Regions from separate parts of the Homo sapiens genome. Here region 1 is linked to region 2. A link is an interaction called in ENCODE POLR2A ChIA-PET data of the cell type or tissue named here. Cell type or tissue: OCI-LY7. All regions are shown on one strand. Each heading gives the region's core, and the rest is flanking DNA. Links, peaks and the distances in the headings are about the cores only.

Region 1 (4,397 bases), core at 114-4,113, 290 kb after region 2:
CTAATAGTCATTTGTTAATTTTTACCAGAGAGTCATTAACGCAGCTATTGAATCAAATCATATGCCTTGAAATAACCTTATAGAAATACTATTAAAATACTCTTCTGAAGCTAAAGTGCATTGCAGAATTTTCTGATTTTTCCTAACCATTCTTCTATTGATAGGGAAATTAATTTTGGAATGTGTTGGTTTCTTTTGATTAATATTTCTTTAAACTAGAACCAGATAAATTGGCCACTTTTTTTTTTTTTTAAAGAAATGTACCTTTAGCTTTGAGTCATCTTAAATTAGAAATACTTGGCAGAAAAAAGTCGAAATTTGCATCAAGAAAGAATATATTTCTGTGGTAGTTGCTCTGGGGTGAAAAATGAGAACCATATGGTTTCTCTCTTTCCAGAGCTTGCAATCTAGTTGGGTGTGGAGGGTGATAAGGCAAGTGCACCAGTAACCACCACATAATACAAAGCTGATTAGCTATAAATGCCATAGAGGTACAGAGTTCATGGGCTTCTCAGAGGAAGTGGCATCTAACTCCTCTCTTGTTTAACTAGCACACACTTAAACTTTTAGTTTTTTTTAAATTGAGATATACATAATATTTACTCTTTTTTTAAATTTATTTTTTAATACAGACAGAGTCTCGCTATGTTGCCCAGTCTGGTTTCGAACTCCTGGGCTCAAGCAATCCTCCTGCCTCACCCTCCCAAACATTTACTCTTTTAAAGTGTACACTCAGTGAGTTTTATTACATTCACAAGGTCATGCAACCTTCACCACTATCTTAATTCCAGAATAAACTTAAAAAATTCTAGTGTTTTTAGCTGAGGTGTGCTGTCACAGTTCCCAGACCTCACCACTCCCTATTGGTTTATATCTAACTACCACCACCAGTATGTATATTGGCTGCCTGACCCCTGCAGGTATTTGAGTTTGCATCCCAGGTTTGAGAGTTTGTTTTTGTAGTTTCAGTGACCCTGGAAGAAAATGTCTTAATTGCCTGGGGGATGCCACCCTGGAGAATACTCTCTGCTCTCCTGCAGAGCATCCTTTTTCCCATTTCTATTCTCTTAATCCTCTGGCTTCTTTATGAATGGTCCCTACCTCTACTACAGCCTTTGGTAAGGGATTACTTCCTATTACCCTCAAGAACCTCAAGAGGACTTTTTTTTTTTTTTTTTTTTTTTTTGAGATGGAGTTTTGCTCTATCACCCAGGCTGCAGTGCAGTGGCATGATCTCAGCTCACTGCAACCTCTGCCTCCCAGGTTCAAGCAATTTTCCTACGTTAGCCTCCTGAGCAGCTGGGATTACAGGCAGGCGCCGACAGTATTAAATGTATCTTTTATCAGTAATGAGTGGTAAAATGTCTTTCCTAGGAATTTTACATTTATGAGATAGAAACAGAAAGCAGACATCTTGAAGCTTTTTTGGTTGTATGTATTAGGCCATTCTCATATTACTATAAAGAAATACCTGAGACTGTATAATTTATAAGTAAAAGAGGTTTAATTGGCTCATGGTTCTGCAGGCTATACAGGAAGCATGATGCTGGCATCTGCTCTGCTTCTGGGGAGACCTCAGAAAGCTTATACAATCATGGTAGAAGGTGAAGGGGGAACAAGGCAGGTGACATGGCCGGAGCAGGGGCAAGAGTAGGGGGGAGGTGCCACACACTTTTAAATGACCACATCTCACAAGAACTCACTATTGAGAGGACAGCACCAAGGGGATGGTATTAAACTATTCATGAGAAACCACCTCCATGATCCAATCACCTCACACCAGGCCCCACCTCCAACATTAGGGATTACATTTGACATGAGATTTGCAGGGATACCCATCCAAACTATATCAGTGGGGGATATTTGATCAACTTTAGTAATACCTCCTATCTGGATGTTGGGAAGAGGTCAGGAAATATGTTAATGAATAATGCAAAATAGAAGTGATTTACTGTTTTACTCCTTTTGTTCTGACAGTAACAAAAGTAACACAGTTTTAATAATCAAAACATCTTTAAAAATACCCATCTTGAAGTCTGTATTTACTGTAAGCATTTCAATTTAATTAAATACTAACTTTGGATTTGGAACCGAATTCTGATTTTTTTCTGACCTACTTGTGATGTTAACGAACTTTTTAAAAAATTACTTATTTTTTTAGGGCCGGGTGTGGTGGCTCACGCCTGTAATCCAGGCACTTTGGGAGGCCAAGGTGGTTGGATCCCTTGAGGCCAGGGGTTTGAGAACAACATGGCAAAATCTCATCTCTATAAAAATACAAAAATTAGTCAGGTGTGGTGGTGTGCACCTGTAATCCCAGCTACTCAGGAGGCTGAGGCACAAGAATCACTTGAACCTGGGAGGCAGAGGTTGCAGTGAGCCAAGATCGTGTCACCACACTCCAGCCTGAGTGACAGAGCGACTCTCTCTTAAAAAAAAAAAAAAAAAAAAAAAATTATTTTTTAAATGACTCTTTTTGCATCTGTGAAAGGATGTCTGATGAATAAATATCTTTCTAAGATGCTAAATTTTTATAAATAAGCTAAAAAGGTTAACTGAGTAAGCAAGGCAAATATACTTTAGGAAAGGGAGCATATGCATACATAATAAAAACCATATATTGGAGAAATACACAATTATTTTTCAGTGTCCTTAGACTAAACGTATTAATTTAGTAAAAGTGTTTTATAGCTTGTCTTTTTTTCCTTTTCCTTAAATTTATTTCTGAAATTTAGATGATCTATTTGTTAACACACTGTTTTCCTAATTATAGCTTTCTGAGGGTAAAGACTTTTTTCTTTTTATCTCTCCTCCTTCATCTCTCTCTTTCTTAATTTATTTTGATATACTGTTGACACTTGAACAACACAGGTTTGCACTGTGTGGGTCTGCTTGTATGCAGATTTTTTTTCAGCCAAACATGGATCATTGTGGTGATGTGAAACCTACGTATATGGAGGGTTTACTGGACTTGAGTATGCATGATTTGGGTATAGGTGGAGGTCCTGGAACCAGTCCCCCTGGTGCCAAGGGAAAACTGTAATTTCAAACCTACAGAAAAGTTGTAAGAAGAATATAAACAACCTCAAGGCCAGGCGTGGTGGCTCACGCCTGTAATTCCAACACTTTGGGAGGCCGAGGCAGGCGGATCACCTGAGGTTGGGAGTTCGAGACCAGCCTGACCAACATGGAGAAACCCTGTCTCTACTAAAAATACAAAATTAGCCAGGCATGGTGGTGCATGCCTGTAACCCCAGTGTATATTTCTTTCTTTCTTCCTTTTTTTTTTTTTTTTTTTTTGAGACAGAGTCTTGCTCTGTTGCCCAGGCTGGAGTGCAGTGGCGCTATCTCAGCTCACTATACAAGCTCTGCCTCCCGGGTTTACGCCATTCTCCTGCCTCAGCCTCCCAAGTAGCTGGGACTACAGGCACCCACCACCACATGTGGCTAATTTTTTTGTATTTTTTTTTTTAAGTAGGGATGGGGTTTCACTGTGTTAGCCAGGATGGTCTTGATCTCCTGACCTGGTGATCCGCCCGCCTCAGCCTCCCAAAGTGCTGGGATTACAGGCATGAGCCACCGTGCCCGGCCCCAGTGTATATTTCTTAAGATCAAAGATGTTCTCTTACGTCACTGCAATACTGTTATCAAAATCAGGAAATGTAACATTGATTCAATACTGTGATCTAATCCAGTCATATTTTGTCAACTGTTCCAACATTGTCCTTATGGCTATGTTTAGATATTTTCCCTGGGTCTAAGATCCAGTCCAGGTTCAAGCATTGTATTTAGTTGTCATGTCTCTTTAAGTTCCATTGAATATGGAACATTTCCTTAGCCTTTCTTTGTTTCTTGGCCATCACATTATTGAAAAGTGTTGGCCAATTATTTTGTAAAATGTCTCTTATGATTTGATTCAGGTACTGCATTTTTTGCAGGAATAACTACAGTGATGTTGTATCCTTCCCAATGCATTATAACTGGAACCCTCTGATGTTGGTTTGCCTTTGTAGTGATGATATTTTGGTCACTTGGTTAAGGTTGTCTTCTGAGTAATTTGTGGGGAGATATTTTGAGAATATATGTCATCAAATTTTCACCTACTAGTTTTAGCCTCTATTGATGATTCTTGCCTTGATTTTTTAAAACTTAGCAACTTGGTTTTTAAATTACTTTTAAAATAAATACTTTATAATTATAACAGTGGTTGCAAAATGGTGATTTTTTTTTGTCATTTCATCTACATTAAGTAGTTGGCATTCTACAGTAAGTAAGAGCTTTCTTCTTTACTGTGTATATTTTATTTAATTCAATATGGATTTTGTGGCCAGGCACGGTGGCACACACCTGTAATCCCAGCACTTTGGGAGGCCGAGGTGGGCGTATCACCTGAGGTC
Region 2 (4,397 bases), core at 222-4,221:
ACTTTCTATCTGTTGTGAGATGTACCACAAATAAAAAAAATTATGAATGATTTTTCTAAAATATTATAATTTAGAATTGTATTTAGAATATAAAATTTAGAATTGTATTTAAATTTAATTACAGGGGATTCAATGTAATCACTATAAATTGCACCACTTCTATTCATTCATTTTCCCTTTCATTTGCTTGAGCAGGAAAGCAAGGCACAAATTTACCCCAAAACTCCAGAAATAGCACATAACCTGCAGCTTATTTTACCTATTCACAGGCTATTGGAGCATATCTCTTTGGTGCCAGACATCACCTGCCCTGAATTCACCTGATTTCAGCCATGACAGTGGTGGGGCAGTTCATGGGAGCTCAAATTTGTCTTCAGCTGGCAGTGTCCCACCTCAAGCACTCACCAAGTAGTTTGTTTGATTTTTTAAATAACAGCCTATCAAGATAAAATTCACAGTCTACAAAGTTCACTCTTAAAGTGTTCAATTCAGTGGTTTTAGTATATTCTCAATATTGTGCATTAATCAGTGCTATCTAATACCAGAGCATTTTCGTCATCTCAGAAAATACCCATTAATGGTCAATTTCCATTTCTTTCTCCTCCACCCCTGGCAACCACTAATCTACTTTCTGTCTCTATAGATTTGTCTTTTCCGGACATTTCATATGACTGGAACCATACAGTACATGGTGTTCTGTGACTGAATTCTTCCACTTAGCATAGTTTCCAAGGTTCGTCCATGTTGTAACATGTATCAGAACTTCATTCCTTTTTGTGACCAAATAATATTCTCTTATATGAACGTACCACATTTTGTTTATCCATTCATCCCCTAACGGACATTTGTTTCCACTTTTTGACAGTTATGAATGACGTTGTTATGAGCATCCATAGTATGTGATGAGTGTTTTTCTTGCTTTTTTCAATAGTCTCTTTGTCTTTCAAAAGTTTGACTATAATGCATGTATCTAAGTGTCAATCTTTTTGAGTTCTCCTGCTTGGAGTTTGTTGACCTTTTTGGATGTGCAGATTAATGTTTTTCATCAAAGTTTGGAAGCTTTTAAGCCACGATTTCTTCAAATATTTTATCCCCTTCTATCCCCTTCTCTTTCTCCTGTCCTTGGATTCTGATTATTTGTATGTGGTATGCTTGATGGTGTCACACAGGTCTCTGAGGCTCCATTCATTTTTCTTTATTCTTTTTCTTTCTGTTCCACAAGCTAGGCACTCTCAGTTGACCTGCTTTCAAGTTCACAGATTCTTTCTTCTTCTAGTGCAAAGCTGCTGTTGATACCCTCTAGAGAATTTTTCATTTCAGTTGTTGTACCTTTTTCTTATTCTCTTTGGATTGCTGTAACAAAATACTATAAACTGTGTGGCTTATAAAGAACAGGCCGGGCGCAGTGGCTCATGCCTGTAATCCCAGCACTCTGGGAGGCCAAGGCGGGCAGATCACAAGGTCAGGAGATCGAGACCATCCTGGCTAACATGGTGAATCCTCATCTCTACTAAAAATATAAAAAATTAGTGGGGCGTGGTGGCAGGCACCTGTAGTCCCAGCTACTCGGGAGGGAGCCGAGATTGTGCCACTGCACTCCAGCCTGGGCGACAGAGCAAGACTCCGTCTCAAAAAAATAAATAAATAAATAAATAATAGAAATTTATTTCTCACAGTTCTGGAAGCTGGAAGTCCAAGATAAGATTGCTAGCATGGTCAAGTTCTGGTGTGGGCTCTGCCCTCATGATCTAATCACCTTCCCAAGGCCCCACCTCCAAATACCATCTCACTGGAGATTCAGTTTCAACATATGAATTCGGGGGACATAAACATTCAGTCTATAGCAACTTTCCAAGCCCTGAATTTCTATTTAGTTCTCTTTTTTCTTGTAATTTATAACTCTTTGTTGATATTCTATATTTAATGGGCCAACATTCTTATACTTTCTTTTAATTCTTTAGACATGGTTTCTTTGAGATCCTTGAACATATTTATGATAACTAATTTGGAGTCTTTGTATAGTAAGTATAACATCTGGGTTTCCTCAGAGGCAGTTTCTATTGACTGCTTTTTTTCCCCTGTGTGTGGGCCATACTTATGTGAGGCCTTGTAAACCAACAACCTTGAAACCGAGAATTATGAAAACACAGCTGAAAATAGCAGCTACTGCAGGGTGCAGAACAGGCTCGGAGTTCCCCAAAAGCCCATCCCTGGAGAGCTGTCACTACTTGATCTGTCAGGCTTATCGTTTTTTGCTGAAAACTAGATATTGTAAATTATGTGTCACCTCTGGAAATCAGATTCCCCTTCCTTCCCAGGGTTTGCTGTTATTGCTCTTTGTTGTTTTTTTATTGCTGTTGTTTGTTTAGTGACTTTCCTCGACTAATTCTGTTTAGTCCATATTCTTTGCCCTATGCAGCCACTGGAGTCTCAGCTTGGTTAGCTTAGCGGTCAGCTCATAACTGGACCGAGATTTCCTTAAACTCTTTGAACCAGTGATTCTCCCAGTCTTTGCCTGTGGCATCTGTGTGTGTGTTGGGTCACTCCTTCAACATTTTACTTATTTTATTTTATTTTTTTTGAGATGGAGTTTCACTCTTGTTGCCCAGGCTGGAGTGCAGTGCCGTGATCTTGGCCCACTGCAACCTCTGCCTCCCAGGTTCAAGCGATTCTCCTGCCTCAGCCTCCCGAGTAGCTGGGATTGCAGGCACCCACCACCATGCCCAGCTAATTTTGTATTTTTAGTAGAGATGGGGGTTTCTCCATGTTGGTCAGGCTGGTCTCGAACTCCCGACCTCAGGTGATCCCCCGGCCTTGGCCTTCCAAAGTGCTGGGATTACAGGCGTGAGCCACCGTGCCTTGGCCCACATTTTAGCAGCCATTTCCAATTCTGCCTTTGCTTTCACTTCCTGCATATACAGAGCTTTAAAGTCAGCCACAGGTGAGAGCCTAGGGTCTTCCAGTACTTTCCTGAGCATGTACACAGCCCTATGCATGCATGTGGCCTTCTAGATTTGTAGGAATATGGCAAAGCTTTTCAAAACCCATACAGTTATCTAATTCACCAGTGTTCCTCTTATATTTTGTGCTTAGCCTCTTGTTAGCCTGAATTTGTAATGGCACCTCAGGTAATGCAATGTTAAACAACTGCCTTTTGCTTATTGTTGATAAATGCCCTATGGGTAGGGCTGGTTGCATGGAACAACCTCTGAGTCAAATGAAACAGACGAGCCCTGAGCTGTCAGGTCAAATAGTGACAAATTCTCTAGGGATGGGCTTTTGGGGGACTCCGAGCCTGTTCTGCACCCTGCAGTAGCTGCTAGGCTGTGTTTTCACAACTGCCGGTTTTAAGGTTGTTGATTTGCATGGCCTGACCGAGCTGTGAGAGTGGGATGGAATTAGGGCAATTTGGAATGCCACAGGTCTTGCTCCTCTTACTGAGATTCAGCTGTTTTTCTTGAGTAAGCACCCAGACTGCTGTAAGACTTTAAGTAATTTCCAGAATTCTGAAAAAGTTGATTTGGACAGTTCTCACTGCTTGTATGAAAGAGCAGATTTCTGAAGGTCTTTACTCCACCTTTCTAGAAGATCCCCTCACCCTAATTTGTTGGTTTTGTTTTTGTTTTACCTCATGGCTCTCTCTGAATTCCACCTCACCATGTGCAAGCATAAACACAGAATTTCAGAGCAGTAAAGCTCAGGGAAATCCTCAAGAGCATGTGACTGGAGAACCCTTCAGGTGGATGCTTCTGAGAGGCATTTGGCATGCTTCTCCACGGTCCGGGGAGAATCAAGGCCCCCTTGCTTAATGTGACAAACTCCATCATGTGCCCTTATCTTAGTTTTTCCTCCTTTCCCGCCTTATCTCATCACTCCTTAACTCCTGCTTCATAGAATCACCTCTCAAATAAACTGCCTGGGCCGGAAGCAGTGGTTCACGCCTGTAATCCCAGCACTTTGGAGGTTGAGGCGGGTGGATCATTTGAAGTCAGGAGTTCAAGACTAGCCTGGCCAACATGGTGAAACCCCATCACTACTAAAAATACAAAAATTAGCCGGGCGTGGTGGCACACACCTGTAATCCCAGCTACTCAGGAGGCTGAGGCAGGAAAATCACTTAACGCTGGGAGGCGGGGTTATGGTGGGCCAAGATCATGCCACTGCACTCCAGTCTGGGTGACAGAGTGAGACCCTGTCTCAAAAAAATAATAATAAAATAATAATAATAATAAACTGCCTGCATCCAAGTCCTTGTTTCAGGCTCTGCTTCAGAGAGGGCCCAAACTGAGACAGCTACCAGCTCTGGTGAACTGCATATAGTTCTGTGACTCATGAATAACCGTGGTGCTTTGCTTTACCACAATTTGCTGTTTTTGATCAAATCTGGATACATTCAG

The links. ChIA-PET counts read pairs that join two places held together with the same protein. Peaks named below come from ENCODE experiments on the same cell type or tissue, not always from the same donor. Only the 100,000 strongest peaks of a DNase experiment are listed, where the experiment ranks them.
Region 1: POLR2A ChIA-PET joins it to region 2 with 6 read pairs; 4 of 35 experiments call an interaction of 5 or more read pairs at or near these places.

The regions. Positions count from the first base shown.
Region 1 is chr2:203,507,125-203,511,521 of GRCh38, reverse strand. The region is part of intron 1 of RAPH1 (Ras association (RalGDS/AF-6) and pleckstrin homology domains 1); the gene reads left to right. Among named protein-coding and RNA genes, the nearest start is that of RAPH1, 26 kb to the left of the region's middle. In OCI-LY7, for the core only: no CTCF peak of the experiment used is centred there; no DNase peak of the experiment used is centred there.
Region 2 is chr2:203,797,867-203,802,263 of GRCh38, reverse strand. No RefSeq gene overlaps it. Among named protein-coding and RNA genes, the nearest start is that of CTLA4, 68 kb to the left of the region's middle. RefSeq lists enhancers at 2,125-2,274, 2,345-2,434. In OCI-LY7, for the core only: no CTCF peak of the experiment used is centred there; DNase peaks (open chromatin) are centred at 2,123 and 2,933; H3K4me3 peaks cover 246 bases.